Linked DNA regions of Homo sapiens: region 2 is linked to region 1. The links are chromatin loops, found by intact Hi-C in ENCODE. Cell type or tissue: endothelial cell of umbilical vein. All regions are shown on one strand. Each heading gives the region's core, and the rest is flanking DNA. Links, peaks and the distances in the headings are about the cores only. Region 1 has its middle 93 kb from the start of LINC01812. Region 2 has its middle 64 kb from the start of C1D.

Region 1 (15,669 bases), core at 4,131-9,130:
ACTAATGATCTACTTATTGCCAAATCCAATGCTAACTTTCAGACATTTCTTAGTTGACTCCTGAGGCATTCAACGATAATGGCTACTGTCTCCTTCAAGGTCTCCCCTCCACTCCCCTGGTGTTTTGACTGGCACCATTGTCCCAGTTCTCTCTGCCTCTCGGGCTGCCTCCACTTTCCTCTCATATGTTGCTCTGCCCCTGGCTTACAAGGGGCTTGCCTTGTTAATCTCTCTATTCTCACTGTCAAGAGTCTCAACTGCAATATGAGAATGATAATTTCCAAACCTGTATCTCCGGCCCATTCCTCTCTCCTAGACTCTGGGTCTGATCACCCAACCTCCTGTTACCTATGTCTACCTGACGAACCTCACCCAGGTAGCACAGGCTCCACATGTCCCATCCTGAATTCACTGTATCTACCCTGTTCCTCCTCCAAGGAGAAAGCGGCTCTTCCCAGTCACAAAGCAAGTTTGTTTCACTCTCTCTAGACACACAACTGTCTCTTTTTCTCCCCAAACTTATGTGCTTTCCCAAGTGTTTCATGCAGACTGTTCATTTCTTATGTCACTAGGACATACAGTAAAACCACATATCATCAGGTAAGGATGATGTTCACATTCCAAAATTGTAGGGAGATTTTTTTTTTCTCAGGAAGAAACAGTAACTCTAAAGGCCTGAGGGTATGCCATAGACAACTTGATGAGGTAGAGAAATGATGCTATGGCAAAGTAACATCAGAAAGGTCATAAGACAGAAAACAATAAGAGGCAGGGTGAGTTGGGAGGGGAAGAGAATAAGTATCAAAATCTCTCCATATCTTGAGAGCCAACTCACATAGGAAATAGATTCTGGATAATTAACTATGCCTGTAAACTTATCATCTCACTCCCAGCCCTGCAAATCTTTCTGAAACAGTCATTCTCTAGTGAAAACTACTGATAGTTCCCTTCCCGGGGGCAGTGTCTATCTCAAACCTCCCATCCATGAAATCCTTACTAGGGATGTTCTGCTTGGACACACAGGCCATCAACCGGGTACCTGCAAACTACAACCACAGGCAAAATTCAACTGACTGCCTGTTTTTATATGGCACTCAAGCTAAGAATGGTTTTTACATTTTTAAATGGTTTTTTAAAAAGTTAAAACAAGAATAGCATTTTATAACATATGAAAATTATATGAACTTTAAATTTCAGTGTCCATAAATAAAGTTTTGTTGGAACACAGCCAACCCAATTCATTTACATATTCTCTGTAGCTGCTTTCACACTACAACAGCAGGTCCACAAATCTTAAAATATTTACTATCTAGTTCTTTACTGAAAAAGTTTGCTGACGCCTGCCTTAAATCCACCTGAATTACACCCCTCCCCACCCCCAACTTCTTTGGAAGAAACCATATGCACTCCTAAGCCATCTGCTAGACTCTCTTCCCACCCAGTTCCAGGATCCTTAAATTAAATGGGTTATGTAAAGCCCAATTTAAATTTACAGCCCCCATTCCCTTTGCCCACAAAGCCCGTGCGATTCCTCCTACCTATGCTGAACTTTTTCTTTCTCTGAAATCCACCTGTTGTACTACTCGCTAGTGTGTTAATTTACTACATTGTGTCTTTATGTTTTATTGTGTTAGTACTATAAACTCCTTGAGGCAGGTTATGTGTGTTACTCAATTTAATACACATGGTTTGAGCTCTTAGTATGTGCAAGGTACTAAAGGAGTCTGAGGAGGCTTAAGACATAATCTGTTTTCACAGATTTACAATCTGGTAGAAATAGAAACATTAATTTTTATGATGCACTATATTTTAGACAGATAGACAGATAGATGATAGATAGATAGATAGATAGATAGATAGATAGATAGATAGATAGACAGATGTGAGAGTTCAAATAGGGGAAATGTCCCATCCAGTTGGGCAGGGAGGGAGAGCCAAACTAAGAACCAGAGTTCCTTGGGGCTCAACAAAGTATGATCAGGTTAACGATGAACCCCAAAGAGACAAAAGTTACCCCTGGTTCAGCTGGATAGGCGATCCCCTTCCCACCTGGAGAGTTTCCCTCAGGTTAGAAACTTAGAGAATCTAAACTTTCTGTCAACAGGAGAGATGTCTCCTTACCTTGCCATATGTATTGTAGATGACCAAGGACTTGAACCAGGGCCAGAGATTGACAAGTCCAAGGAGTGAGACTTTAGGTACAATGTAAAAAAGAACTCATATTCAGAGTTCAAAGATGAGACAGACTACTTTAAGAGAATATGAGAAGCCTCCTACTAAGAGAGGTTTAAATATATACTAGCTGCTCATCTAACAGAATGTAGGCAATGGTTGATATTTAAAGTGATTGGTCTGTAATTAGAAATATGATTACAGACCAGCAGCATCTACTTCACCTGGGAGTTAGATGCTATGCAGATTCTCAGTCCTCACATCCGAATTACTGGATTGGAATCTCCCAGAATCTAGTTATTGAAATTGCTCCAGGTGATTCGTAGCCATATTGAAAGTTGAGAACCGTGAACTAGACAACTTTTGAATTTCCTTTCAAACCTGAGTTCTCACCTTCAAAATGAGGAGCTAGAACCCCTTAAGAGACTAGACATTAGTAATGTTCTTGTAGATAACATCTTTGCTATTTCTCTAAAAGAGATTCCCAAAAACTACCAGTATCTTTACTGTTGTTGGGAGCATCAAATTTAAATACCAAGGAGATTCAGGAAATGTTATAAATTAGACCTTCTAAATGGTGTGCCATTATAGACATTTCATTTTCATATGTACTCAATTTCATATACCAACACGCTAAGGACTCCAAGCAATGCTTTCTTGGTTCATATCTGACCAATACCACATGTTCAGTCACAGCTAAAAGGGGCCCCATGACTTATTTTGATCCAACTCCAGGAGGAAACCCAGTGCCTGGGAACCTACAATCCTAATATCTTGGGTCCTAGTGTATGTAAAATACCATCCAAGTATATTTCCCCATTCTCAGTACCAAAAGGAAAAAAAGAAGGCAAAAGACTTGTACAATCTTTTTCCAGTCTCCCCACCCCCGCACAAATTGTATTCTGCACACATGCTGAAGCATTAGCATCGGCTGATTTGGAAGGAATATTGGAAATGAAGTGATAGCAGAGTAAATGTCAATGCATTCAGTGTGACACCGTGAGCACCAGATCTTAAACAGCTTCATCATTGTGGCATTTACTGTATCCTGAAATAATATTAATCCCACTGTTGTCCTTCTTGATGGAATCATCCATGAATATGGTTTATGGGCCTGGCCAAAGTGATAATAGGTTAAAAGAACAGCCTATCCAGTGTTCCACTAAATTAAGGTCGCTTCATGGAATTTAATGAAACAAGTGCTGCATGGGGTTTTCAAAGGACGTTCTTGTAATTCATGTCTATTTAGGGCTCCTGATAACCAGAAACCTAATTTCTTAGAGTAAAATAGCTTTCTGTAAAGCCTGGTCATATAGAAGAATAAAAAAGAAAAAACTTTAAAGGGCAATGATCAGACTTCCACTGTAATATTTTGTTATTTCAAATCCAAAGTTTAAGCAAAAAAAAAAAAAAAAAAAAGTTGGGAGGGAGCAATAAGACATTTTGAATAAAACAAAATATGAAAATTAATCAGATCCATATGTCATTCTGCAGCTGAATGCTGAAATAAAGATTTGGTCCTACCCACTCCCTTTAGCCACATACCTAGGGAAATAAAAAGGTCTTGGGATATAGGAGGCCACCGCATGCTAGAAATGATGAGAAATGAAATAACTGTTCTGACTTTGAGAGTGGTAGAGGGAAGACAATGGCAAATGTTTCTAGGCAGGTATTCCCATTCCACTTATCAAGGCTAAACAGGGCTCACACATTTAAACCTTCTCCAAGAGAGCCATAACCCCAGACTAATGTCCCTAGAGGTATTGGAACATTTCTTTACCCTTGCCAAAGACTAAGTGAAAGTATTAAACAATCGCAGGTATTTATTTTGAATCCAATATGGGTAGAAAGGACATTCCATCTATTTTAAGGTAGAGGTAAGTCCCAAAGAGATGCATTGAATTCTTTTTGAACTATTCCTTTTCTTGTCCCCTATCACCAATAACTTGATGGTTTTTCTGGTTACAGTGGAGATCACAAATTCAAATACCAATAGAGGACAGACAGGTAACTTAAATGGGTGAAGTGAGCTAGGAGAAATAGACATTGAGACTATGCTCAACAGGGGAGTGCTTGTCCCTTTAAGTCCCTTTAACAAGGAGAAGCCCATGTCAAGCTTGAGACCATTGGTTCTGTGCAGGAACATAGTGTTGCTATATTTTCAAGAGATTCCAGAAACTTTAAAATTTTATGTGAAATAATCTAGCTCTTAAGTGGCACAATTTAATTTTCTTTCAATTATAGGACGTCATGACTGTGGGCTGTGATCCTAACTCAGCTTTCAGATTAGGAGTTTGTCACTCTTGACAGAGCAACAGCCAGCAATGTCATTGAGGCTTTGAGGCACTAGGGTAGAAAAGAGAAAGTGGTATTAAATATAAACCCAAAAAGTATGTAGAACAATGCATAAATCACATTATATAAAGAGAAGCCATTACTCTATCTAACCCACTTTCTCTATGCATTGGGCCTATTTGCAGTCAATTTTCAGTTAATTTTGCTTTCTAGGCAAATCTTTGTAAAGGGCCTGAGGTCAGGGTTATTTTCTCTGACTCCAAGGCAGGTAGGGAGGGTCTGCAGCCACCCACTACCTTCTCAGTGACCCTTGCTGTTGGTCTCCATGAAAAAGTCCTCCTTTCCTCCCCGATCAGCCAAAGTCTATTCTGAGCTTCCCCTTTTCACTGAAAATTCAGAAGGCTGCCTCCCTGTCTCTCAGTCTATTTCAGTTATATTTCTCAAGGCAAAACCGGGTTAATTACCCAGAAAGTTGGCCGTCATTTAAGGGCCCGATTTACTTAGACCCAGAAGCCACATATGTGATAGATTCAGCACAAGTTCCCAGGGCAGCCTCCCTGATCCCCAACCCACGCATGGTAGGATGACCCAGTTTTTCCGCCTCTAAAATGCAAAAGGTGTAGTCTGGCCACAAACAAGGGCCCAGGTGCCTTCTGGGCAGGTATCCCCCGACTGTAAGCCAAGTAGAGAACTGTAAAAAGGCAAGCACTAGCCCCCAGCCACGGCCAAGGAAGGAGAAAATGGTGAAACTACAGTAGCTGTGCAAGCCCATGTGCCCATGTGGGTTGGAGCAGAACAAGGTCTCCAGCTGTCTGAGTGTTCCAGGAGAAAGCGCAGTGTGAAAGTGCACACTCTTTACCATGCATGGCCTAGCTCAAGGATGTCTTTTCCTTGACACTGTCTCTGCCAACTCCTTCTTCCTTTTTCTCCTGTGAGCACATAGCAGGTACGGTCTATACTGCGTGACACCTTGTCTTGTTCTACTATTTAACTCTTTTTGTGTCTAGACCTGAACTCTATGATGAACTATTTAAAAAGAGGTATATTTGTGATACCACTCTGCATTCCACACAGGGCTAACACTGAGCCCTGAGTGTATGTGCAGCCCAGTTCACATCTATGAAAGGAAGAGAGGAAAGAAGCTGTCCATCAACATACAAAAGTCAAACTCAGCCACAGAGGGAAATTCCACTACATAAAGGATACAGTCAGAGGATAAAAAAGTGGCACACATTGATCAATTAACAGTTTATAAAATGGGGTTTTCAGGCCAGGTGCCATGGCTCATGCCTATAATCCCAGCACTTTGGCAGGCTGAGACAGGCAGATCACTTGAGGTCAGGAGTTTAAGACCAGCCTGGCCAACATGGTGAAACCCCATCTCTACTAAAAATACAAAAATTAGCCGGGTGTGGTGGCACACACCTGTAATCCCAGCTACTGGGGAGGCTGAAGCAGGAGAATTGCTTGAACCTGGGAGGCAGAGTTTGCAGTGAGCTGAGATCGCGCACTGCACTACAGACGGGGCAACAGAGCCAGACTCCGTCTCAAAAAAAAAAACAAAAATGATTGGATTTTTAAGCTGACATTCCAAGTTCCCGGTCACAATAACCTGAAGTGAAATGGTGATACAATTTCTTCACAATCTTGTGATTCAGCCTTAATACATTCTTAAAATACTTATTTGGGTCTATTCATAACAACAATAAAAACCTATTACGACAGGAAATATATCCCCTAAAATATATTCTGATACTTGACAAAAAAAAAACACACACACACACACATTTGTCTTCCAATAATGCCAGAGGCCACTGGTTTGTAGTCAATTCAGAAAGAAGTCATTCATGAGGAATGTTTTTGGCTTCCAAAAACATTCAAAAAAATCAGAACAATGGAATCTCCTTTGGCAAATATGAGACATGAGACTATTTCCTCAGGGCAATCCAGATGTATCTCTGAGGACTCAGCTCCATAGGAATCAACATGATCTCCAGAGAATGGTGCAGGTCAGCTGGGGCTGTCCTCTCTCCACTACCACCCAGGCTTGAGCTCCCTTTCCCTTGCTCCTGGTCACTCTACTAACTTCCCAACTGGGCTCCTCTACATCTCCAAAGGAAGGTACTTTCTTACCTTTGCTCCAGTCAAGCTGAAATATTCACAGTTCCCTAGATAGGCCCTGACCCTCTCTGGGTTAATGACTGTGCTCAGTCTATTTTCTCTTCCTATAATGCTTTCTTCTCTTCCCCCCTACAATATTCCACTCCAGTCCATGATCCCATTCTTCCAACATGAGTCATTTCCTCAGGAAGACATTCCTGATCATTTCAAAATCTCCTCAGATGTGTCTCTCTCCTCCACCATATTTTTTTTTTTTTTTTTAGGCGGAGTTTCCTTCTTATTACCCAGGCTGGAGTGCAGTGGTACGATCTTGGCTCACTGCAACCTCCACCTCCCCGGTTCAAGCAATTCTCCTGCCTCAGCCTCCCGAGTAGCTGGGATTACACGGACCTGTCGCCGTGCCCAGATAATTTTTTTGTATTTTTAGTAGAGACGGGGTTTCGCCATGTTGGCCAGGCTGGTCTCGAACTCCTAACCTCAGGTGATCTGCTCGCCTCAGCCTCCCAAAGTGCTGGGATTATAGGCATGAGCCATCGCATCTGGCCTCCTCCACCATTATTTCTTTATCCATGGCACTTAGAGCATTAGACTTGAATGAGAAAGTAATCAGAGCTATCTATTTTCTTTATCGTTATGACACTTGGTACCTAACACTATGGCTACATAAAGAGCTGATCAAGAAATATTTATGAATGAATCCTTCTATTAGGTCTGAACTGTATCCTTCTATAAGGTATGAACAGGCTGAGAGGTCTTGGAAGTGGAAGAAATAAAATGGGATTCCATCTCCAGACTTGAATTCTTCTCCCAGAGGCAGAACACCAGAATTGATGGGAGCCAGGCACAGTGGCTCAGGCATGTAATCTCATCACTTTGAGAGGCCAAGGAGGGAGGATCGCTTGAGCCCAGGAGTTTGAGACAAGCCTGGGCAACATAGCCAAGACTCCATCTTTACCAAAAATAACAAATTAGCTAGACTCAGTGGTATGCGCCTGTAGTCCCAGCTACTTGGCAGGCTGAGGCAGGAGGATCTCTTGAGCCCAGAAGTTGGAGACTGCAGTGAGCCACCATTGGGCCACTGCACTCCAGCCTGGGTGGCAGAGTCAGACCCTGTCTCAAGAGCACAAAACGGCTGATCTGATGAAGCACATAGTCTTATTTCATGCCTCAGTGAAGACCAGAATGATTGGCTGTGCCCAAAAGAAGGGCACAGAGTCCCTCAAGAGGGGTGAATTTAGCTTCTCCAGAAGGGCACCTAGAGCAACAGAGACTTTCCCTCTGGGCAGCAGAAAAATGTCCACAATGCCATCATATGGTATAGAAATGTACTGGGCTTCTGTTGTTTTTGCCAGAACATGTTCATTTCTCCCCTTTTCTCCCCCCATCACATGGTTCAGGTTCAACCATTGTCTCCCTCCCTGAGTAAAGAAAAAAATTATTCATGACACTTTTTAAAGAATGGTAAGGGAGACTTTACTGAGGGAAACTATCAAGATAGTTATAAGGACTACTGCAATGGGGCCTTGCAGTGGGGAGAGAAATTGGGCTCAACTCTGAATACAATGAGGAAAAGTAGAAATTTCTAGCCAGTTGGGGGCAGGGGGACGGTGTGGATGGATGAAAAATTACTAAGAGGAAACATCGGGGGTGAGAGGTGATTCTGCCTAAACCAAACTAACAAGATTATTGCTGAAGGCTGCCTAGGGGAGGGTGGGAGTGAAGAATTTGGTGAGATATTTGGCAATCAGATACTAAAGGTGGGGGATTCTGGCTAAATCAGCTTAACAAAATTCTTGTCAAAATTGGGTGATACAAAGACAGACATGAAAGTACAAAAGTCAAGGCCTGGTTGGGAAGAAGAAAATTCAGAGGATTCTGACTAAAGTTTGGTCAAGTAAAGACTCTTTGTTACTCCCAGCATCCAGGAGGGGTCAGCAGGCCTGAAGCCAGAGCTGCCCAGAGAAAGTCAAGTCAAGGACCTAACAAAACCAGTAAGAAAGAGCTGCTCTCCATCTACTGGGTTGCCAAGCTGGAGCTCTTGCTGTTCACTTTTTCTAGCATGTGGGGAGGGCCTAAGAATGAAGGCAAGACAGAAGACAGCAGAGCTGAGAGGTGGTGAAAGAAGCAATGTCCTTATCTTATCACTAAGTCGCTGTATCCTTCCATGCCTGAAGTCAGTGCACCCTTGGACTTCCCAATAATATGAGCTTATATATTCTTTTTAGTTTGTTTAAGCCACTAGGTTTCTCTCACTTACAATCAAGAGTTGTGACTGAAACAATGGGAACCACTTTGCACCGAGAGGCAGACTGCCGGCTTGCTGTTCCCTGCTGTCTGACTGTGTGACCACAGGTAAGCTCCTGGGACTTTTCCATCTGATTACATGAAGCCATCGAACCAGGCTGATTCCTAAAGTTCCTAGTAGCCCTTGTTAGATATGAGTTCTAAATTTCAAAGAATCAATATGTCAGTATGTTCAATTCTTTGCCTTCTACTTTTAAGCTTAACTTCCTCGTAAAGCAACCTTTTCCGATTACCTGCTCCACCCTGACTAATTCCAATAACCTGCTCATTCTCCACCCTGACTCATTCTGATTTCCTGTTCTGCCATAACCATTTTTTCCCACCAAACCACTCACCCCGTCACTCTCTTTAAATTAACCAATCGGAATTAGTTTAGCCTGTGCGGTCTAACCCTAGCCAATAAGGGAACGACACAGCAGCAGGGGCTACGTGCGTCAGGGATAAGAACCCCTTCCCCTCCCTTGTCCAAGTGTGTGCTCACCATTGCTCCATCTGTAAGGGCGCACCCTTCTATAGAAGTACACTGCCTTGCTGAGAATTAAAAAGAACATTTTACATTCGAGTGCTATGTCTTTTGTGGCACCAAAACTCCATTTTTAACACCCTGACATTCTCTAAGTCACTCTCTAGACTGGACATTCTAGAGCAATGCTAAATCTAATTAAAACATAATTCTACAACTGATCTGCCATATTGTGATAATGATCAATGCTTTTGCGCCATTTTTAATTTTTTTTTTTTTTTTTTTTTTTTTTTGTCTTCAGTAGTAGTTTTGCTTTTGACAACACCAGAACAGTGTGAAGCTCTTATTCCCTCACTGGGGGGCTTTGACATCTCACCACTGGGCTGAAAGAAAGTTATTTAAAACAACTTCAGTTCTGAAGCCATCCTCATAGGGTTAACAATTCTGGACAGAAATAGAGTTATAATTAAGCATTAATCAGGCTTCACTTCGGCTGACTTCCTTGTAACTGAAAGTCATGGAACACTGGATACTGACCGTTCACATCCCCGTTGTTCCTATAGACAGGATTTCTGACATTAGATAGAATCGCCGATGTTAGAATCATAAGGCTTTTGTTTAAGAATTGATTAAGCAAATCCTGAATTCCAGCAGAACAGCTGATGTCAACCAGTTTAAACACCCCCTTGGAGAAACCGAATCTGCATGAAAATAGAATTTCTTCATCTGCCTGTCTCATGACTTCACCCTGCACCCTCCCATCGATCAATGATCTCTACTTTGAACCCCTTAAAAACCCTAGCCTCGAACTCCTTTGGGGAGACAGATTTGAGGTTTCCTCCCACCTGCTCATTAGGCAGCCCTACAGTTAAACCTCCCTTTCTGCTGCAACACCATGTCTTGGTATATTGACTTGCTGTGTGCATCTGGCAATGGACCTATTCCAGTTATGCTTCCAGCCAATCAAATGGCACTGGCCCTGGTGGACCTGACTTGTCCATCTAGAATCTGATGAGCAGACACCTGACTGTGCTGCCTTGGCATATTTCATGATCACACAAAACCAAATTACTTAGTGCTTATTGTAGGTCAGACATTGTTATCCAGGTCTTGGGGTAAACAAAGGAAAAGAGGATCCTTGCTCTCCATTCACAGTTAACTGGGAAGACAAGACACAAGACACATACAGGACAGTGCAATGCCAGCTGCAATCTGTGCAACCACTTCAGGGAACCCTCTTTCCTTCCTCTGAATTTGGGATCAAGGTGGAAGGTGGCCCTCTCTAGAACTAAAGCCAAGATGGACAGGACCTGCCATCTGCAGAAGTAATCCACTTTTCTCTGTCTCATTTGGCCATTATGTTTGCCTTTAACATAAGGTGTGAGTGAGGGGTGAGGGGTGCCATAATCCCCCTCCAGGCATCCCTCACCCCTCACACACACTCTTTTTTTTCTGCCCTCCTCTACTTCTTTCTACTTGTCTTCTCATTTCTTCTTTCTGCACCTCTCTTCACCCTTTCCTTTCTGCTGGGCTTTTCTATAGACACCAGCCTCTAATGTGACACCCAGGGGTCATGCAGAAAGTGTGCATTGAGGGGTAGGCAGGGGGTTGGAGGCATAAATGATTGAGTTCTTTAAATAACATTTAATGAACAATAAACACAATCCAGTCCAGCCAAAGTGGTACTTAGCTACTAAGTACCCAGTCAATGGCCCATCTGTCATATTGTTAAGACCTTTAGAAGTTGTTTAACAAAATGTTAAATGAGATGACATTCAGCAGGCAGCAAAATGCTCGACTGCCTAATGCAACCCAAAAGAGCTGGCCTAGTGGCAGTGTTTGATATAATGCTTTGTATTCCCCTCCCAAGAACCCAAGAGCAGGAGGTCTCCCTGCCTGTCACTTCCTATCTTGGTAAAGTGAGCTCGGGTGGGAAGGACACAATCACCATTGGCAAGGAGGCCATGGCCGGCTGATGAGCTGCTTTTCTGAGGAAGCATGACTGAGAGGGGGCACCTGGAAGTAAAGCCAGTGAAGAGAAAAAAATAATAACTCATCTGGAATTTCCTTCTCTCCTTTCCTTGTCACCAGTGAACCCTACCTCTCTCTCTGTTGGCCTTGAGGGGAGAAGGCAGGGGTGGTAATGAGAGCCGACTTTTTCTAAGAGCTGAAATATGAAGCCAATTACTAAGGGGAAGATTTCCAGCAAATTGGCTCCTGATAGCTCACATTTATCTGCTTTAGATTTGCATAGTCAGAGAGGAAAGGCTCTCTACTTTGGTCCAAATAACAAAAGTAGAATCTGTTCAGCAGGAGGTAAACAACTTATTCGGCCTACCTTCAACTCTTGTGTCCAGAGTTCAGCAATTAAAGGAAGTAAGAAAACCACAGCAAGAACTGTTTTATAGAGGAAGAGAGGAAAACACTTTATATATATATATATATATATATATATATATATATATATATATATATATGATCAATAAACACAAATGCAGCCCAACCAAACTGGTACTTAGCTACTAAGTATATATAAGTGTATATATATATATATATATACATATATATATATGTATATTCTCACCCTATAAAAGGTGGGGTCACACAAAGAAAGAAAGCACCAAAACTTCCGTAATGACAAAAGTCTTCACTGGAGAGTAAATATAGGGGAGTCTTCACTGGAGAGTAAATATAGGGGAGGAAAAATAATTTTCTCTCTACTCTACATATTTCTTAGTTAGGACAGTTTCTTTCATCAAAAGACAGGTTAACAAGAGAAAAACAACAAAAGTTTAGTAACATGGATACCTCCTGTATACAAAGGAGAGACCCAGGGAAAAAATGAGTAAATCTCAAAGAGGTGGCTTCGAGTTCAGCCTTAAAAACTATAGCTCTGTTACAGTAGGTAGCTATTCAGACTTGAACAGAGCAGGAGAGGCCCCCCACCACCACCAGGAATATCAGACAATTATCAGGTGATGGTCAGATGTTTGCTAAACTGGCTCTCCAAAATAATAGTTAGTCACAGCTGGCACCAGGGAAAGGCAGTCTCTCAATAGATAGAAACACCTGAAACTGATGATAAACAGCTCCGATAAGATTTCAGGAGTTAGGCCATTGGGCTCAAGCATGCACACTAAGAGGCAAAATGGCAGAGTTTAACTGGTATACGACCTTCTTCTAAGAATGCTCAACTGGTAAGGGAAGAACACCTCAAATGAACATGCATACAACTCCAGTAAACACACTATGCATGCAGCCCCTCCCAAGTGCTGGCGGGCCACTGTGCATGTGAACAGCCCACCCCAAAGGAAGACTCAGGGAGAAGGGACACAGCCCCTGGAAACATGCCAACGTATAAAACCCCAAGTCAAAGATTCAACCACCCACTTGATCTCTCAAGTCGCCTGCTTGGCCCTCTTCCAAGTGTACTTCCTTTTATTCCTGCTCTAATGCTTTTCAATAAATTTCACTCCTGCTTTAAAACTTGCCTCAGTCTGTCACTCTGCCTTATGCCCCTCACTCGAATTGTTTCTTCTGAGGAGGCAAGAATTGAGGTTGCTGCAGACCCACCCTTATGGATTTGCTGCTGCTAACAGTTCTCTGAAACAAAAACAGAAGGGTATGGGAGAAGGCAGGTTATGGGGAGGGGTTCGGGAAAAATACAATAAACAAGAGCAAGGTTTTTTCTGCAGATTTAAGTTGGTGCCTTCTCCACTGATAAGAGTCTCCAGGGATTTTTCAGTCATCCTCGTTTCCTGGTTCAGAGAGGGAGACAGCCTTACAAATGGAAGTTTCCTTTATAGATGTAAATTTTCCTTACAAAAGGGTAACTTCTACTTTATTTTTAGAGCTTTCCCTGTGGCTGTAGTCTCTCAAAGTAATCCTTATGCCAAAGTGGCATATTTTGGTATAGCATATTCCCATTTTCTACAGTCATATTTTTGGGTGGCATATTCTGGTCTCCAACATAAGTTTCCAAATATGTTTCACTGGTTTCCTCTTCCTCGGCTCAGAATTCCCTGGCATTTATCCTATAATACATTCAAACATTTACCTAAATGAAGGAACTATATACCCAGAAAATATAACCAACCATCAGAACCCTACACAAGTAGAAATTGTATTCACAGCTTTCTGGTTAAAAATAAAATAAAATCTAGTATTACTGAAATGAATTCCCCACCTATAAAGCCATCTCACATAATTCAACAATAAGACAAATCACCAAATAACTTAATTGAAAATGGGCAAAGGATTTGAGCAGACATTTCTCCAAAGAGACACAAACAGCCAATAGGCATGTGAAATGATGAAATGATAAAATGATGCTTAACAACATCATTAGCCATTAGGGAAGTGCAAATCAAAATCATAATGAAATACTACTTCACATGTACTAGAATGGCTAGAATCCAAAAGACAGGTCGGAACCCTCATACATTGCTGGTAGGAATGTAAAATGATACAACTGCTTAGGGGCATATTTCCTCAAAATATTAAAGATGGAGTTACCATAGGTGTTAGTCCATTTGCATTGCTATAAAGGAATACCTGAGGCTGGGTAATCTATAAAGAAAAGAGGTTTATTTAGCTCACGGTTCTGCCGATTGTACAAGCATGGCACCAGCAACTGCTCAGCTTCTGGTGAGGCCCAAGAAGCTTTTAGTCATAGTGGAATGGAACGGGGAGCCAACATGTCACATGGCAAGAGAGGGAGCAAGAGGGCAGGGATTGGGGGTGAGGTTCCAGACTCTTTAACAACCAGATCTCTCATGAGCTCATTACAGCAGGGAGGGCACCAAGGCACCCATGAGGGATCCTCCCCCATGACCAAAACACCTCCCACGAGGCCCTAATTCCAACACTGGGGATCACATTTCAACATGAGATGTGGAGGGGACAAACATCCAAACCATATCACCATATAACCCAATAATTCTACTCCTAAGTATATTATCAAAAGAAATGAAAATATGCATGCAAATAAAAACTTACACATGAACATTCACAGAGGCATTATTAAAAATAACCAAAAAGTGGAAACAGCTCAAATACCCAAGAACTGATGAAAGATAAACAAAATATAGCTGGCCTTCCACATGTAAAGGTTTCATATCCTCAGATTCAACCAACCACAAATAAAAAATATTTGGAAAAAAATGGATGGCTGCATTTGTACATTATATGTACATATTTTTCTTCTTGTTGTTATTCCCTAAACAGTACAGCATAACAACTATTTATATTGTATTTACATTGTATTAGGCCTTATAAGTGATCTAGAGATGACTTGAAGTATACAGGAGGATATGCATAGCTTATATGCAAATACTATGCCATTTTACATAAGGAACTTGAGCATCCTTGGATTTTGTTTTCCATGGGGCATTCCAGAACCATTCCCCCGTGGATATCGAGAGACAGTTACACTATCAAACATCCTAGACAGGCCATTCTCTCTAAAGGATAACTGATCAGGATAAAGGCAGTCTGACAGAATATGGTTCTATCATTTCAGTTACTTGCAGAACAGTAACACCTCCCGTTATTACCAACAAACACCCAAAGACTCAGGGCTGCCCATACTCAGCAGGCAGTAGCAAAACCCTAACTGCCATAGGAACAGAACACAGTCCTGCTCACCAGGCCACATCCTGCTGGGGAGTCTATTACATCCCCAAACTCAGGATGCCCTCCACTTGTGACATCCACCAAACCCCACACCCACCCCATCCCAGTCCTGTGCTAAGTGGAATGGTCTTTATAGGCTGGGCTAGTCCTGTCCCATTTCTGCCAAGAGCATAATATCCTGTTGTTGATCTCAATTAGAAAACTCAATTTGAAATGGGATCCCTAGGTATAGTTACCAAACTCACTCTTTATTAAATACTTTCTGATACCAAAATATCTGGTCTTATACCTACCATTCCTGTTACAATCATGCAGCTGCCTGAAGCACAGCCAGATGGGAGGCATTCAATAAAGTTGCTAGCTTTCCCCCCATAATCCTGAGATTTACTGTGTTAATTTAAAGCCCTCAGACATCAGTGACACCATACCACCTTGGCCAATTTTTCCTCAAGGAGTCATATGGGTTTTGTAAAGAATTCACTGTTAGATCAATATTAGCTTTAAAGAAAAAGTTGCACCCTGAAGTCAAAGCAACTGCGTTGCTAAACTACACTATAATATTTCTGTGTTATGAGAAAATGCTTACAGGTAAGAAGCATTATAGGTAGGAAGTTTATTTAAGTTCCTCCCACTCTCTCAGGAGGGCAGGAAATAAGAGACTTTGGATAGGTTTCTAAATT
Region 2 (15,669 bases), core at 4,187-9,186, 80 kb after region 1:
CATCACAAATCTCACCTAGAATTTGATAATAAACTGTGAGCAGAACCCTAGAATCTTGGTGATAGACTCTCAGAGATCATCTAATCCATCCTCTCCTCCAGGCTGGATATTGCTTCAACAATATCCCTTACATGTGGTCAACTAGCCTCTACTTTATTACCTCCAGTAACAAGGAGCTCACTACCAAAGACATGGGCAACTACATTCTGAGCAACCTTAGCTGTTGAGATGTTCTCCCATCCTCTAACTTCACATGTGGTTTTCTGGAGGTACATGAAATAAGTGTAAGTCCTTTCAGAGGCCACTGTGTCTCATATTTGAAGACGATTACCTTTCTCCAATCACTTCCCCTCCCAGACTTTCTCAGTGTCAGTGTTATCAGTACTAAGACTTCTTCCTCAGCCAGAAGTGTCCCATGAATTACAAGATATTTAGCATCACTGGTCCTCCAAGAACCAAACTCCACTAGCCCTAGACTCTTACCTTATGACAACCTATTTGTGGTGACAACACAAGATTCCCCTGGCACTTTCAAAAACCTTTGGAGAGAGGAAGAATACTGTCCTTGATCGAGAAGCACTGTGAGTCGAGGCCACGACTCCCCCCACCCCCACACATTTACTGTATTAAACATGGTATAGCTATAGAAGGCTCTCTCAGTTCATGGAATTCTCAAAGCCATCCATGATGGGAGCTTTGTGCCACTGTTCTCAGAACACAGGATTACAGAGGGAATGAGAGAATTAATGACAGGAATTTAACACTGAACAGAAGGAAGCCTTCTGCCATATATAGGAATCTGCCCTTTTGCACCACACGCATGTGCTCCCCACTTGAAAGCCACCCTCCTCTCTTCCTGTTGCAATCGGGAAGCATGTGTTGCCAATTAAGTAGTTTTTCTGAATTAGAAATTCAAATTACATTGTTTCCCACCCAAATAGCCATCTCTCAATTATTTTTCCAACTGAAGTGCCATGTAGTTCTTCAAATGTCTTTCACCTTTGGCCATTGTTTTCTTTGGATCTTTTGATTTTGATTAAAATTGCCTAAGTCAGAATAATTGTAAAAACAGAAAAAAGATTGAAACCCAAATTGCCCTTGAGATTGCTTTGAAATCAGAGCACAACCCTGGCAAGTGATTACAATTTCATTGAATGTGAGACCACCACACAGGACCTCCAGGCTTGACCACTCATTCCCAGAATATTTTTGATTGCACACGTGATAATGATTGTATTTTGAGAAGCAGCGGGCAATACACAGTATAGAGGTAAAAACATGGGCTTCTTGCTTTGAATCCTGGGTCTGCCATCTACCAGCTATGTGACCATGGGCAAGTTTGTTAACCGCTCTGTGCCTCAGTTTCCCCTTCTGTAAAATGGAGGTAATTTACACCTCCTAAGGTTGTTATCAGGATTGAATGAGCTAAGGCACTGTCACAGGTACTGTCAGCACCCCACCAGACCCCCTTGGAGCATTTTTATGGTTTCTATATACCCATTCCCTGGCTACTATGTATGGAGTAGAAGGGGTGGGGGGTGTTTTTCATCTTCTTCTAACATCCTGTAACTCTCATCACAGAACTGTTTGATAGCTACTAAAGCTGCTTTGTGTTGAGGCACAAAAAGCCAGAAATACCTAAAAGTTTATGTCCCCCAACACCACCATCAGCCCATTGGACGGCCCTTAGCCAGCAACTGACTGGGGCAGAAATATGAAAGGCCCAGTTCCTTTGCCATGCGTGAGGACCAACCCTGTGATGTACTTAACACTCCAGAGCACCCCATTCGACTGAGCTAAGACTGGGACTCACCTGCAATAACACCCTTGTTTGACTTCTTCCACTCTGTCCTTCCTCTTCCCATTCTCTGGGCAAAATCCTATATAAATCCCCTGCATACAAATCCTCTTCTCAGTGTCTGGAAATCCAACCTGAGACAGGCACTTTACTCTAATTCACACCTGGTAAGCACTTAATAAATGTTAGCATTCATTATGTATGTTTTTAGTAGCCACTATGAATCCAAAAACACTTTTTTTTTTTGAGATGGAGTCTCGCTCTGTTGCCCAGGCTGGAGTGCAGAGGCATGATCTCAGCTCACTGCAACCTCTGCCTCCCGAATTCAAGTGATTCTCCTGCCTCAGCCTCCTGAGTAGCTGGGATTACAGGTGTGCACCACCATGGCCAGCTAATCTTTGTATTTTTAGTAGAGACAGCATTTCACCATGGTGGCCAGGCTGGTCTCAAACTCCTGGCCTCAAGTGATCTGCCTGCCTCGGCCTCCCAAAGTGCTGGGATTACAGGCATGAGCCACCACACCCGGCCCCAGTAACACTTTAAAATGAACCTGAATTTTATCAGTCACAGTCACTTCTAAATACATTTGAAAAATAATTACATATGTGCAAGACATTGTGTGCTCAGCCTGCAGCAAGCTGGACAGACAGCTTGGACCAAACTACAATAACCCCACTATTCTCCATGACCCACATTTTGGAAGCATGGCTTTCAAACAAGTCCTTCATCTCACTGGAAATCAAACCACGGACAGCCTGTATCTAAGCCTATGTGAGCGTATGGTGAGTGAGTGATGAGCAGGATGTAGCACAAAGGTCTCCTGCCTAGTTCACTGCCATTTTCCTTGCACCCTTTATCCTCTTGCTGGATGGTTTTCAGAGATAACTAAACCACCAAGCCTCAGAAGCCCTTCTCAGACAGCTGCAGTAACACTTATCACTAGTTATCACAGGCCTTGTGTGCACAGCACCCATGCTGGATATTTTTATGAACATCAAAGTATACAGAAACTCCCTGCCTTCTAAAGTTTGTCACTGAGTATGGACAAAAGGCCAAATGCAGAAGAAACACATGAAAATACTCGGAAAGCATTAGGAAGTTGAGACTATTCAGGCGTGTGGAATAAATTTAGAGATGGAAGGAACCTTAGAAGATGTCTGTTTTCTGGTGATTTTCAGCACATCTTTTTAAGCAGTAGAATGTTTGGTTCAAATGAAGTCTTACACCAAAATTCAGATTATAGAAAAGGTAGAAGCAGGGGCACTCCAACTGAAAAGGGTAAAAGATTAGAGCCCTGGGACACCATCTCCCCTCCCATCTCCCCTACCAACTGATCTAGGCTAAGCCCCCACTCATTTACAGCTGGATCAGGGGCAGAATTTACAGTCCCACGACCAGCTCACCCATGGCCTCTCTGAGGCCCTTATTTCCTCTCACCTGGTGATATGGTTTGGCTGTATCCCCACCCAAATCTCATCTTGAATTGTAGTTCCCATAATCCCCATGTGTCATGGAAGGGACCCAGTCGGAGGTAATTGAATCATGGGGGAGGGTTTTTCCCATGCTGTTCTCATGATAGTGAATAAATCTCATGAAAAATTATGGTTTTAGAAAGCGCAGTTTCCCTGCACATGCTCTCTTGCCTACTGCCATGTAAGATGTGCCTTTGCTCCTCCTTTGCCTTCCACCATGATTGTGGAATTGTGAGTCCATTAAACCTCTTTTTTTAAATAAATTGTCCAGTCTCAGGCATGTCTTTATTAGCAGCACAAGGACAGACTAATACACCTGGTCTTGAATAGCAGCCCGACTCTTTTCCTGCTTCCTGTGCCTTAGGAAGATTCCTCTGAGAGTTCAGAGTGTGTGGGATGGGAGGTATTAATCAGGATGGGGGTGAAGTGGGAGTGGTAAAAAAAGCTTCAAAGAGTTAACTTCACTGAGGGCAAGTTTTTTTCCTCCATATTTTTCCTCCAGAAAGGGAGTTTTCTTATCTAAGAATGGGCAATATAAAGTAAATCCTCATAAGAATGATACCCAGGGCCTGCCCCATCTCAGAAAGTGACAGTGAGAGTGCTGTGGGTTCCCACGGCCAGCTGTCACAATCTAAAGGAGGGATGTGCCCCAGGAATGGTTCCAGACCGATAAACACAGAGTCTGGAAGGAAAGCCATTTGCAGCATGTGGCATGCCCACCCCATCCAGGGCAGGTTTTGGTGCCTTTTCTGCCTAGTTCTGTTCTTCAAAATCCACTTGGCAATGTGAAAAATGCAGATTTGCACATCTGCTGGCATTCTCTACAAGAAGTGGGCTATGTGAAAAATGCAGTTTTACAGATCTGCTGCCATTCATTCTTTACAAGAAGTAGCTTCCAGGAATAAGGCAGGAGGATTAGTGCTATGGGCATTCTCTCCTGTGGCCCAGTCACTGGCCTTGTTGTCAGGGATACTGCCCAGAAAGAAATGAGCAGACAACTCAGGAGTGGCCTCAAGGATCACTCTGAGTGGCCAGGAGTCAGTCTCTGAGGGTCCCGGTTTCCGGATGTTCTCCAGCCCCCTTTGCCACACCACTTCCCAGCCCATCAAGCCTGCTTTCAGGAGATCCCAACAGTCATGCTGATACCTTAAGGATCATGGTTTCCCAGAGAGTATTCACATATATTGACAAAGGGATGTTTTGCTCAAATAGGTTTGGGAAATCCAAAGTTAAAGAAGTTTATTTTCTAGGGGACTTCTCAGAGCCTTTCAAACCTAATGATTGCTAGGAAGTTCCAACAATATAATACCTATACGTATACTGCATTCCCCAATATGACTTAGTCATGGGGCTCCTTACCCAGCAGCCTCTTCTTAAACTAATGGCATTTGATTTAGTTTGTTCCCTTCCTTTTCTCTACCTCAGCAGTTCTCAAAGTGTGATCCACAGACCCACTTTCAGGGATCCACAAGGCTCAAACTATTTTCATAATAATAGTGAGACATTATTTGTCTTCTTCACTGTGTTGAAATTCACTGACACTGTGGAAGTATGGGGAGTAAAACTGCTGGTGCCTTAGCAGTATCAAGGCTGAGGCAAGCTGCACTAGTGATCATTCTGTTCTTTACCACCACATGCTTCCAAGAAGAAAAAGCCAATTTTGCTTAAGAATGGCATTGAGGAGGCAGTAAAAGGTATGAATTTCATTAAGTGGCTATCTTTGAGTATACATATTTTTAATATGTTGGGTGACTAAATGAGAAGTACATATAAGCACTTCTGCTGCATACTGAAGCATGCTAGTGGTCTCCAGGAAATCCTCTGGTGCAATATAGTTTGAGCTGTGAGCTGAATGAGCCTCTTTTTTAATGGGACAACATTTTACATGGCTGACAGACAGACCATAGTTATTCAAACTTCAGTATTTGGCAGATATTGACTCAAAAATAAAAATAATGAGCCTATCTGTACAAGGAAAACAACTGACAGAATTTGACGCCAATTATAAAATTTGAGGTTTCAAGGAAAAATTAGAATTTTGGAAAACTTACATGCTCCACCAAGTGTTTGACAGCTTAAAGACAATGAGCTCTATGGTGATATTAACAAATGTGATGTTTTGATATGATACAAAATGAAACGTGTCAAAATTTGGAAGATCTGCGAAACTCAGTGAACTATTATTTTCAAAATAATGTGTTATGTTATAAAATCTTACATGGGTATAAGATTCATTCAGAGTGCAAATTAGACCAGTGCATTTTAATGTAACACAGTATAAATTGCCATTGCTATGGTTCGGTTCCAGATTTTACATGCATCCTCCTAGAAATCACCACGTGTCAAGGCTTGTGGTAATGTCAAAGCAGAATATCTACAAATATCTGAAAAGACTATCAAAATACTCCCCCTTTTCCTGACTATATACCTGTAAGGGGTTAGATTTTCTTCATTTACTTAAACCAAAGCAGCATACCACAACAGGTTGGATGAAGAAACAGATATGAGAATTCAGCTGCTTCTTTTAAGCTGCACATCAAAGAAATTTACAAAAGTGTAAACCAATGTCACTCTGAGTCTTACTAAGTTTTTTGTTTTATTTTAGCAAATAGAGACATATTTCCAACTGAAAAAAGTATTCAATTATCTTGTCATGATTTTGTTATTGATATTTTAATGAATTAATACATATTTTAAATATATTTTTTAATTTTTATATCAGGAATTGGCAAACTATTCTGCAAAGGACAGGTAATATTTTAGGCTTCACAGGCCACACAGACTCTGCTACAACTACTCAACTCTGCCACTGTACTGTGAAAGCAGCCACAGACAATATGTAAATGAATGGGGTTGGCTGTGTGCCAATAAAACTTTATTTACAAAAACAGGTGGTGAGCCAGATTTGGCCCATGGGTCATAGTTTGCTGACCCCTATCTTATATGCTAAGTATCAATAGATATAGCCAACTTAAAAGCATTTCGCGATCTTCAACAATTTGTAAGTGTAAAGGGGTCCTATGACTTAAAAGATTGAAAAACCCTGTTCTACCTGAAGTCTGAACACTTTGTCATCTTTACACAAGAATTCAGATGTACAGAAAGGTCATGGGAGGTATATTGGGGTGGGAGCCCTTCATCTGAAGGGCATCAGCCTGCTCTGGCTCTCCATAGGACAAATCCCATAGCTAACTGATGGTTTGGCAAAGTAAGATCACAAATATTCAGGACTCCACCTTCACATGCCCAGACACCTCTGGAATACACTTCATCTGCAAAAAGGATCAAGCTTTGACTACCGTGGATACTGTGAGTTCATCCAAATGAACAAATAAGTGAAATCAACAAAAATCTCCCCCTCTCGACGACAAAAGTCAGGAGATGCCAAAGTATATCTGTAGGATAACCTCCAACTAGCTCCGGGAAAGCTTCTGCCCAGTGGTGACAGCAGCCTACATGGGGGTGAGGCTAACAGGTCAGATGCTCGAACAAACAAAACATTTCAGACCTAGTAGCACACGGAGACTCCAGACTGCTCAGGGCATGCCAGTTACAGTAGACTCATCAGGCTTGGTGAAAGGCTGGCTCCTCAGCCCTGAGCTTTTGTTGTATATTTTAATTCAGGAACTGAGTCACACCTGCAAATCCTGTGACAAATGATGTTGTATTAACGTTGAAGAGTGCCAGCTCATCTCCTGGGTTCCAAGCCAAACTGACATAATAGAGTCTTTTTAAAAACCCACTAGAAAAAGTTGGTGTAAGGTCCAAAATATTTCAAGGAATGAGCACTTCTTAATTTGTGAATAAGTTCTGTGTCAATCAGCTATAATAAGATAAAAGCCTATCATTAGAGACCCCAAGCAAACTCAGAGTGGCCGCCATAGCCCCATTCTGTGGGACTTTCTGTCCTTGCCTGTATTTTTCCTTCTAGCAATGCTCTGGGAGACAAGCAGAATTTTCTGGTACCTTTCACACAGTTGGCTCTCCTGTCTGCCAATCTTCTGAGTGTTTTCATTTCACTCCCTCCATGATTGTAGTGGATTAACACATCAAGCTGTGAGGTTTCACAAACATGAAATGTCAATGCAAACACAGATATATCCAAAATAGCAGCACTCTGCTATTTTATAGCAAACATCGCCAACTGCCCCCCAACACACATACGCACATCCAATTTTCCTCAGTTGACAAAGCTGTCCAATTGGGCCTGTCTCTTCAGGATTCTGCTTTAGACTCACCAAGTAGCAACACACAGAGGTTCCAGTGTTTCTTTTGCTTTTAAAGGAGCTAAGCTCATCAGAGAAGCAGGGCACAGGGTAAACACACCTGAGAGCAATAATTTAAGCATATCCTAAGAATGACCCTGTATGGCAGATGCACCTGAATGTGTGTTCTGAGCTAGGAGATCCAGGAGTAGACAAGCGGGAGATTCATTCTTTATCTATGATAAAGATCTGAGCCCCTGGTCTCTCCCGTGGAAGATGGACCATTCAGGGGATTGAGGCCCTGAGTTTTGGGGTAAATGAAGGTTGCCAGGTGGAGGTCGTTAGGAGGAGGGTTTTAGGTGAAAATGCTATATAGACTGCATGCTGTTTGCAGGTGGTTGTGGTTCTCATGCCTAGCCTGCTGCCGCTGAACTCTCTCCCCTGTTTGTAAGCCCTTAATAAAAGTCCACGTCTTGTTTGCTGGCTCAGGGTCTCTTCTTTGACCTCTTGAACTTGGCGCCTTCCCTACTGGGGTGAATAGGGGTTCACCACAGCACAGGATAAGCAAAACTCACACATGCAAAGCAATGGCAATCGGCATTTAAGGGACAGACCAGGTGGCTTCCATCTGATTAGAGGGAATAAAAGCAGCCTCAAGATGAGACAGAACAGTCTTGAAAGGTGAGGGAGAGCTACCTTCCTAGAGCAGAGGGTCTGTGATGTGGTGCCTGAGGAATTCCTGGAGAAAGGGTGGGTTCATGGGACTGGCACAAGCTCTAACAAGAGAAGGAGGAAACTGAGAGCTGTGCAAGAGCTTCAGAGCACCCCTGAACTGAGCAGGATAATATGACTCCTTTAAAATTGGACTTTGTGGAGTCAGGAGGTGACATCCAGAAAATTTGAAACCTGGATCATTGAGGAAGGCTCAAAGGCCAAGTCCCTTGAGTAAGAGGTCCACCCTACTAAGTTTCCAAATAAAGGGAGAAATTTAAACCCTCAGCCAACCAGGAAATCTAGGGCCTTCAGGTTGACAAGGCACCCAGGCCATAACCAAATCTACTCTGATGCTCACTAGTTTGGTGAAGCAGGACAAGTTCCTTGGTCTCTTCACACAGTTGGCTCTTGGTCTTTTTGAATCTATTTTCTCATTGGTCTTTTTGAACCTATTTTCTCACTGATAAAATGGGATAATAATTGTACTGTATTAGTCAGCTCAGGCTGCTGTAACAAATACAACAGACTGGGAGGCTTAGGCAACAGAAACTTATTTCTCACAGTTCTGGAGTCTGGAAGTCTGAGGTCAGTTCCCAGCAATGTGGGTTCTGGTGAGGGCCCTCTTACTGGCTTACGGATGGCTGCGTTCTCTGACTGTGTCCTCACATGGCACACAGCTCTCGTCTCTGCCACTTCTTAAAAAATCATCAATCCCATCACAGGGTGCCACCCTTATAACCCCATCTAAACCCATTCACTTCCCAAAGACCCCACCTCCAAATACCATTATACTGGGGCTTAGAGAGAGCTTATGTAGCATAGTGCCTGGCCTATCCTTGGAACACATTGAAGGTGGCTGTTTTTCTTGTTCTAATTTGTTTTAGGGAGTGGGCAGAGGAAGCATGTCTACAGGTCAGTATCACTGTTCACCCCATCGGAGCCATGTTTGGGCAGGTGGTTTCAATGATATTTCCAACAAAAGAGTTTGTTGCCTTTTACTTGAAGGTAGCCAGTCTTTGCTCCCTGATCACAAGAACGCTCCCTCCCAGTATCTATGTCCCAAGTGCTACAAAGAGGTCTGAGTTACAGAAAGGAGCAGTCTTCCTTTAGGAACTAGTATCAGGGCATCCTTGGCAACCAGGAGCCTGTGACTGGAGATGGAGGCATTCTCACTTTGTCTTTTCCACCAGAACACGGACCAGTTGTTCTCAAACTTGAACATAAACCAGAATCACTGAAGGGTTTGTTACACCCCAGGTTGCTGGGCCCTATCTCCAGAGTTTCTGATTCAGTAGGTCTGGGCTGGGTCCCAAGAATTTGCATTTCTAACAAGTTTCAAGGGGATGGTGTTGCCACTGGTTTTGGAACTACGCTTTGAGAACCACTAACATAAACACTAAAGCAGAGGATGCAGTAGCTCACTTCCTATGACAGTCAAATAGCTTCATAAAACCCACGGATTGGAAGATCCTACTCATGAACCAATGCCACTGGGACCTAGTGTCCCAACCCCAGAGCTGCACAGATTCTCAACAGCCTCTCAGCTGGAATCTGCTTAAGCCTACCAAGCTCCTGGGAAGAGGGGCGACCAGCACCACAGCTGTGGCTGCCTGCTGTCTAAGCCATTTGAGCTCCTCGTGGGAGGAGCAGCAGCCAGCATTGGGACTCACAACTGCCTAACACGCTAAGCTCCCTGGGCAAGGGAAGGACAGCACCCATTTCTATAGCTCCAGGCCACACTTTTCCCCTGCTGGAGCCAGGGAGGCTATACGGCTTGGTCCTAAGACATGTCCCCCACCGCCCAACACACCAGCTGTGGCAGACTGTGGCCAGAGCGCCTCTTCAGGCTTGACCCTGACTCATCCTTCCTCACTGGATAGGGCTTCCCTGCAGGAACTCCAATAACTCCAGCCAGAGGTTCAGGGACAGAACCCAGATCTCCCTGGGCTTGAGCCCCTAAGGAGAAGGGTGGCTGCAGTCTCTGTAGACCAGCAGACTTAGCCTTTCTCTTGGTATTTCGGAGGAATCCGGCAGCCCAGATGAGTGGGTTTCCCCCAAGCAAAGCACACCCCCTCCACCAATGGACAGTCAAAGTACTTCGTTAAATAGGTCCTGTTCCCCATCCCATCCAAGTGGGTGGGGCCCTCCAACAGGGGTTGTCAGACAACCTACACAGGAGCGATCCTACTGACATCAGTATGGTGCCCCTCAAGGTCAGAAATCCCAGAAGAAGGAGCAAGCACCCATTATTGCTGTTCTCCAGCCTCCTTGCATGATATCTCCAGGTGCAGGAGTGAACCAGATGAACAGGGCCTGAAGCAAACCCCCAGCAAACCACAGCAGCTGTACAGAAGAGGGCTTTGAAAGAAAGAAACAAACCATGGAAAGAAAAACAAACAAACAGAAAGCAACAACAACAGCATCAACAACAACAAAAAAAGCCCCCACAAAAACCCCATCCAAGGGTCAGCAGTCTGAAATATCAAAAGTAGACAAACTCACAAAGATGAGAAAGAATCAACAAAAAATGCTGAAAACCCAAAAGACCAGAGTGCCTTTTCTCCTCCAAATGATCATAGTGTTTCTCCAGTAAGGCCGCAGAACTGGGCAGAGGATGAGATGGATGAATTGATGGGAGTAGGCTTCAGAAGATGGGTAAAAAAAAAAAAAACTACACCGAGCTAAAGGATCATGTTCTAACCCAGTGCAAACAAGCTAAGAACCTTGATAAAAGGTTAGAGGAGCTGCTAACTAGAATAGCCAGTTTAGAGAGGAAAATAAATGACCTGATGGAGCTGAAAAACACAGCAGGAGAACTTCATGAAGCATACACAAGTATCAGTAGCTGAATCAACCAAGCTGAAGAAGGGATATCAGAGTTTGAAGACAACCTTGCTGAAATAAGGCATGAAGACAAGACTAGAGAAAAAAGAATGAAAAGGAATGAATAAAGACTCCAAGAAATATGGGACTTCATAAAAAACCAAGCCTATGATTGATTGGAGTACCTGAAGGAGACAGGAAGAATGGAAACAAGCTGGAAAACACACTTCAGGATATTATCCAGGAGAACTTCCCCAACCTAGCAAGACAGGCCAACATGTAAATTCAGGAAATACACAGAACACCACTAGGATACTCGATGAGAAGATCAACCCAAAAACACATAATCATCAGATTCTCCAAGGTCAAAATGAACGAAACAAAGTTAAGGGCAGCCGGAGAGAAAGGCCAGGTCACCTACAAAGGGAAGCCCATCAGACTAATAGCAGACCTCTCAGCAGAAACTCTATAAGCCAGAAGAGATTGGGTGCCAATATTCAATATTCTTAAAGAAAAGAATTTTCAACCCAGAATTCATATCCAGCCAAACTAAGTTTCATAGGCAAAGGAGAAATAAAATCCTTTCCAGACAAGCAAATGCTGAGGGATTTTGTTACCACCAGGCCTGCCTTGCAAGAGTTCCTGAAAGAAGCACTAAATATGGAAAGGAAAAACCAGCACCAGTCACTGCAAAACACACCAAAATGTAAAGACCAATGACACTATAAAGAAACTGCATCAACTAGTGTGCGAAATAACCAACTAGCATCATGATGACAGGACAAACTTTACACATAACAATACTAACCTTAAATGTAAATGGGCTAAATGCCCCCATTTAAAAGACACAGACTGGCAAATTGGATAAACAGTCAAGACCCATGGGTATGCTGTATTCAGGAGACCCATCTCACGTGCAAAGACATACATAGGCTCAAAATAAAGGAAGGGAGGAAAATTTACCAAGCAAAAGGAAAGCAAAAAAAAAGCACGGGTTACAATCCTAGTCTCTGACAAAACAGACTTTAAACAAACAAAGACCAAAAAAAACCACAAAGAAAGGGATTACATAATTGTAAAGAGAACAATTCAACAAGAAGAGCTAACTATTCTAAATATGTATGCACCCAATATAGGAGCACCCAGATTCATAAAACAAGTTCTTAGAGACCTACAAAGAGACTTAGACTCCCACACAATAATAGTGGGAGACTTTAAAATGCCACTGTCAATCAACTGACAGATCAGTAAGGCAGAAAATTAACAGATATTCAGGACTTGAACTCAGCTCTGGATCAAGTGGACCTAATAGACATCTATGGAACTCTCCACCCTAAATCAACAGAATATACATTCCTCTCAGTGCCACATGGCACTTATTCTAAAATTGACCACATAATCAGAAGTAAACACTCCTCAGCAAATGCAAAAGAAATGAAATAATAAGAAACAGTCTCTCAGACCACAATGCAATCAAATTAGAACTCAGGATTAAGAAACTCACTCAAAACCATACAATTACATGGAATTCGAACAACCTGCTCCTGAATGACTCCTGGGGAAATAATGAAATTAAGGCAGAATCAAGTTCTTTGAAACCAATAAAAACAAAGAGTCATGGGGCACAGTGGCTCACACCTGTGAGTGGCTCACGTCCAAAGTGGCGCTTTTGGGGGCTAAGGCAGGCAGATTACAGGGTCAGGGAATCGAGACCATCCTGGTCAACATGGTGAAACCCCCATCTCTACCAAAACACAAAAAAAATTAGCCAGGCATGGTGATGCGTGCCTGTAGTCCCAGCTACTCAGGAGGCTGAGGCAGGGGAATCACTTGGACCTGGGAGGCAGAGATTGCAGTGAGCCAAGATCATGCCACTGCACTCCAGCCTGGCAATACAGTGAGACTCCATCTAAAAAAAAAAAAAAAAAAAAAAAAAGGAACAAAGAGTCAACGTATCAGAATCTCTGGGACACAGCTAAAGTACTGCTTTAGTGGTGTAAGAGGGGAACTTATACCACTAAATACCCATAACAGAAAGCTAAAAAGATCTCAAGTCAACACCCTAATATCACAATTAGAAGAGCTAGAAAGGCGAGAGCAAACTAATCCAAAAGCTAGCAGAAGACAAGAAATAACTAAGATCAGAGCAGAATCAAAAGAGATAGAGACAAGAAAAAAACCCTCCAAAAAAAATCAGTGAATCCAGGAGCTGGTTTTTTGAAAAGATTAACAAAATAGATGGACCACTAGCTAGATTAATAAGAAGAAAAGAGAGAAGAATCAAATAGACACAATAAAAGATGATAAAAAGGATATCACCACTGACCCCACAGAAATACAAACTACCATCAGAGAATACTATAAACACCTCTATGCAAATAAACTAGAAAATCTAGAAGAAATGGATAAATTCCTGGACACATACACCCCCCCAAGACTAAACCAGGAAGAGGTCAAATCCCTGAATAGACCAATAATGAGTTCTGAAATTGAGGCAGTAATTAATAGCCTACCAACTAAAAAAAGCCCAGGACCAGACAGATTCACAGCCGAATTCTACCAGAGGTACAAGGAGAGCTGGTACCATTCCTTCCAAAACTATTCCAAACAATTGAAAAGGAGGGACTCCTCCCTAACTCATTTTATGAAGCCAGCATCATCCTGACACCAAAACTGGGCAGAGACACAACAAAAAAGGGAAACTTGTGGCCAATATCCCTGATGAACATCAATGTTAAAATCCTCAATGAAACACTGGCAAACTGAACCCAGCAGCACATCAAAAAACTTACCCACCACGATGAAGTCGGCTTCTTTCCTGGGATGCAAGGCTGGTTCAATATACACAAATCAATACATGTAATTCATCATATAAACAGAACCAAAGACATGATTATCTCAATAGATGCAGAAAAGGCCTTTGATAAAATTCAACAGCCGTTCATGTTAAAACAAAAACTCAATAAACTAGGTATTAATGGAACATATCTCAAAATAATAAGAGCTATTTATGACAAACCCACAGCCAATATCATATTGAATGGGTAAAAACTAGAAGCATTCCCTTTGAAAACCAGTACAAGACAAGGATGCCCTCTTTCACCACTCCTATTCAACATAGTGTTGGAAGTTCTGGCCAGGGCAATCAGGCAAGAGAAAGCAATAAAGCATATTCAAATACGAAGAGAGGAGGTCAAATTGTCTCTCTTTGCAGATGACATGATTCTATATTTTGAAAAAATACCATCATCTCAGCCCAAAAACTCCTTAAACTGATAAGCAACTTCAGCAAAATCTCAGGATACAAAATCAATGTGCAAAAATCACAAGCATTCCTATATACCAACAATAGATAAGCAGACAGCCAAATTATGAATGAACTCCCATTCGCAATTGCTACAAAAAGCAATAAAATACCTAGGAATACAGCTAACAAGGGATGTGAAGAACCTCTTCAAGGAGAACTACCAACCACTGCTCAAGGAAATAAGAGAGGACACAAACAAATGGATAAACTTTCCATCCTCATGGACAGGAAGAATCAATATCGTGAAAATGGCCACACTGACCAAGGTAATTTATAGATTCAATGCTATTCCCATCAAACTACCATTGACATTCTTCACAGAATTAGAAAAAAAAAACACTTTAAATTTTATATGAAATCAAAGAAGACCCTGTAGAGCCAAGACAATCCTAAGCAAAAAGAACAAAGCTGGAGGCAACATGCTACCTGACTTCAAACTATACTACAAGACTACAGTAACCAAAACAGCATGGTACTGGTACCAAAACAGACATATAGACCAATAGGACAGAACAGAGACCTCAGAAATAACACCACACATCTACTACAGCCACCTGATTGTCAACAAAACTGACAAAAACAAGCAATGGCAACAGGATCTCCTATTCAATAAATGGTGCTGGGATAACTGGCTAGCCATATGCAGAAAGCTGAAACTGGACCCCTTCCTTACACTTTATACAAAAATTAACTTGAGATAGATTAAAAACTTAAATGTAAATCCCAAAACCATTAAATCCCTAGAAGAAAACCTAGGCAATACCATTCAGGACATAGGCATGGGCAAAGACTTCATGACAAAAACAACAAAAGCAATTGCTACAAAAGCCAGAATTTGACAAATGGGATCTAATTAAACTAAAAACCTTCTGTATAAAAAAAGAAACTATCATCAGAGTGAACAGGCAACCTACAGAATAGGAGAACATTTTTGCAATCTACCCATCCAACAAAGGTCTAATATCCAGAATTTACAAGGAACTTAAACAAATTTACAAGAAAAACACAAACAACCCCATCAAAAAGTGAGCAAAAAACATGTGCAGACACTTCCCAAAAGAAGACATTTACATGGCCAACAAACATATGAAAACAAGCTCAACATCACTGATCATTAGAGAAATGCAAATCAAAACCGCAATGATGTACCATCTCACGCCAGTCAGAATGGCAACTATTAAAAAGTCAAGAAACAATAGATGCTGGCAACGCTGTGGAGAAATAGGAAAGCTTTCACACTGTTGGCAGGAATATAAATTAGTTCAACCATTTTGGAAGACAGCATGGCAATTTCTCAAGGATCTAGAACCAGAAATACCATTTGACCCAGTAATCCCATTACTGGGTATA

The links. Hi-C counts contacts between places; a loop is a spot of excess contacts. Peaks named below come from ENCODE experiments on the same cell type or tissue, not always from the same donor. Only the 100,000 strongest peaks of a DNase experiment are listed, where the experiment ranks them.
Region 2: a loop joins it to region 1, with 8 times the contacts of the local background. A loop is called at or near these places in 3 of 110 quality-filtered maps.

What each region holds. Positions count from the first base shown.
Region 1 is chr2:67,911,140-67,926,808 of GRCh38, forward strand. No RefSeq gene overlaps it. Among named protein-coding and RNA genes, the nearest start is that of LINC01812, 93 kb to the left of the region's middle. RefSeq lists an enhancer at 8,511-9,710. In endothelial cell of umbilical vein, for the core only: no CTCF peak of the experiment used is centred there; DNase peaks (open chromatin) are centred at 6,492 and 6,682; H3K27ac peaks cover 2,248 bases.
Region 2 is chr2:67,990,823-68,006,491 of GRCh38, forward strand. No RefSeq gene overlaps it. Among named protein-coding and RNA genes, the nearest start is that of C1D, 64 kb to the right of the region's middle. RefSeq lists a silencer at 4,128-4,342. In endothelial cell of umbilical vein, for the core only: no CTCF peak of the experiment used is centred there; a DNase peak (open chromatin) is centred at 6,869; H3K27ac peaks cover 1,601 bases.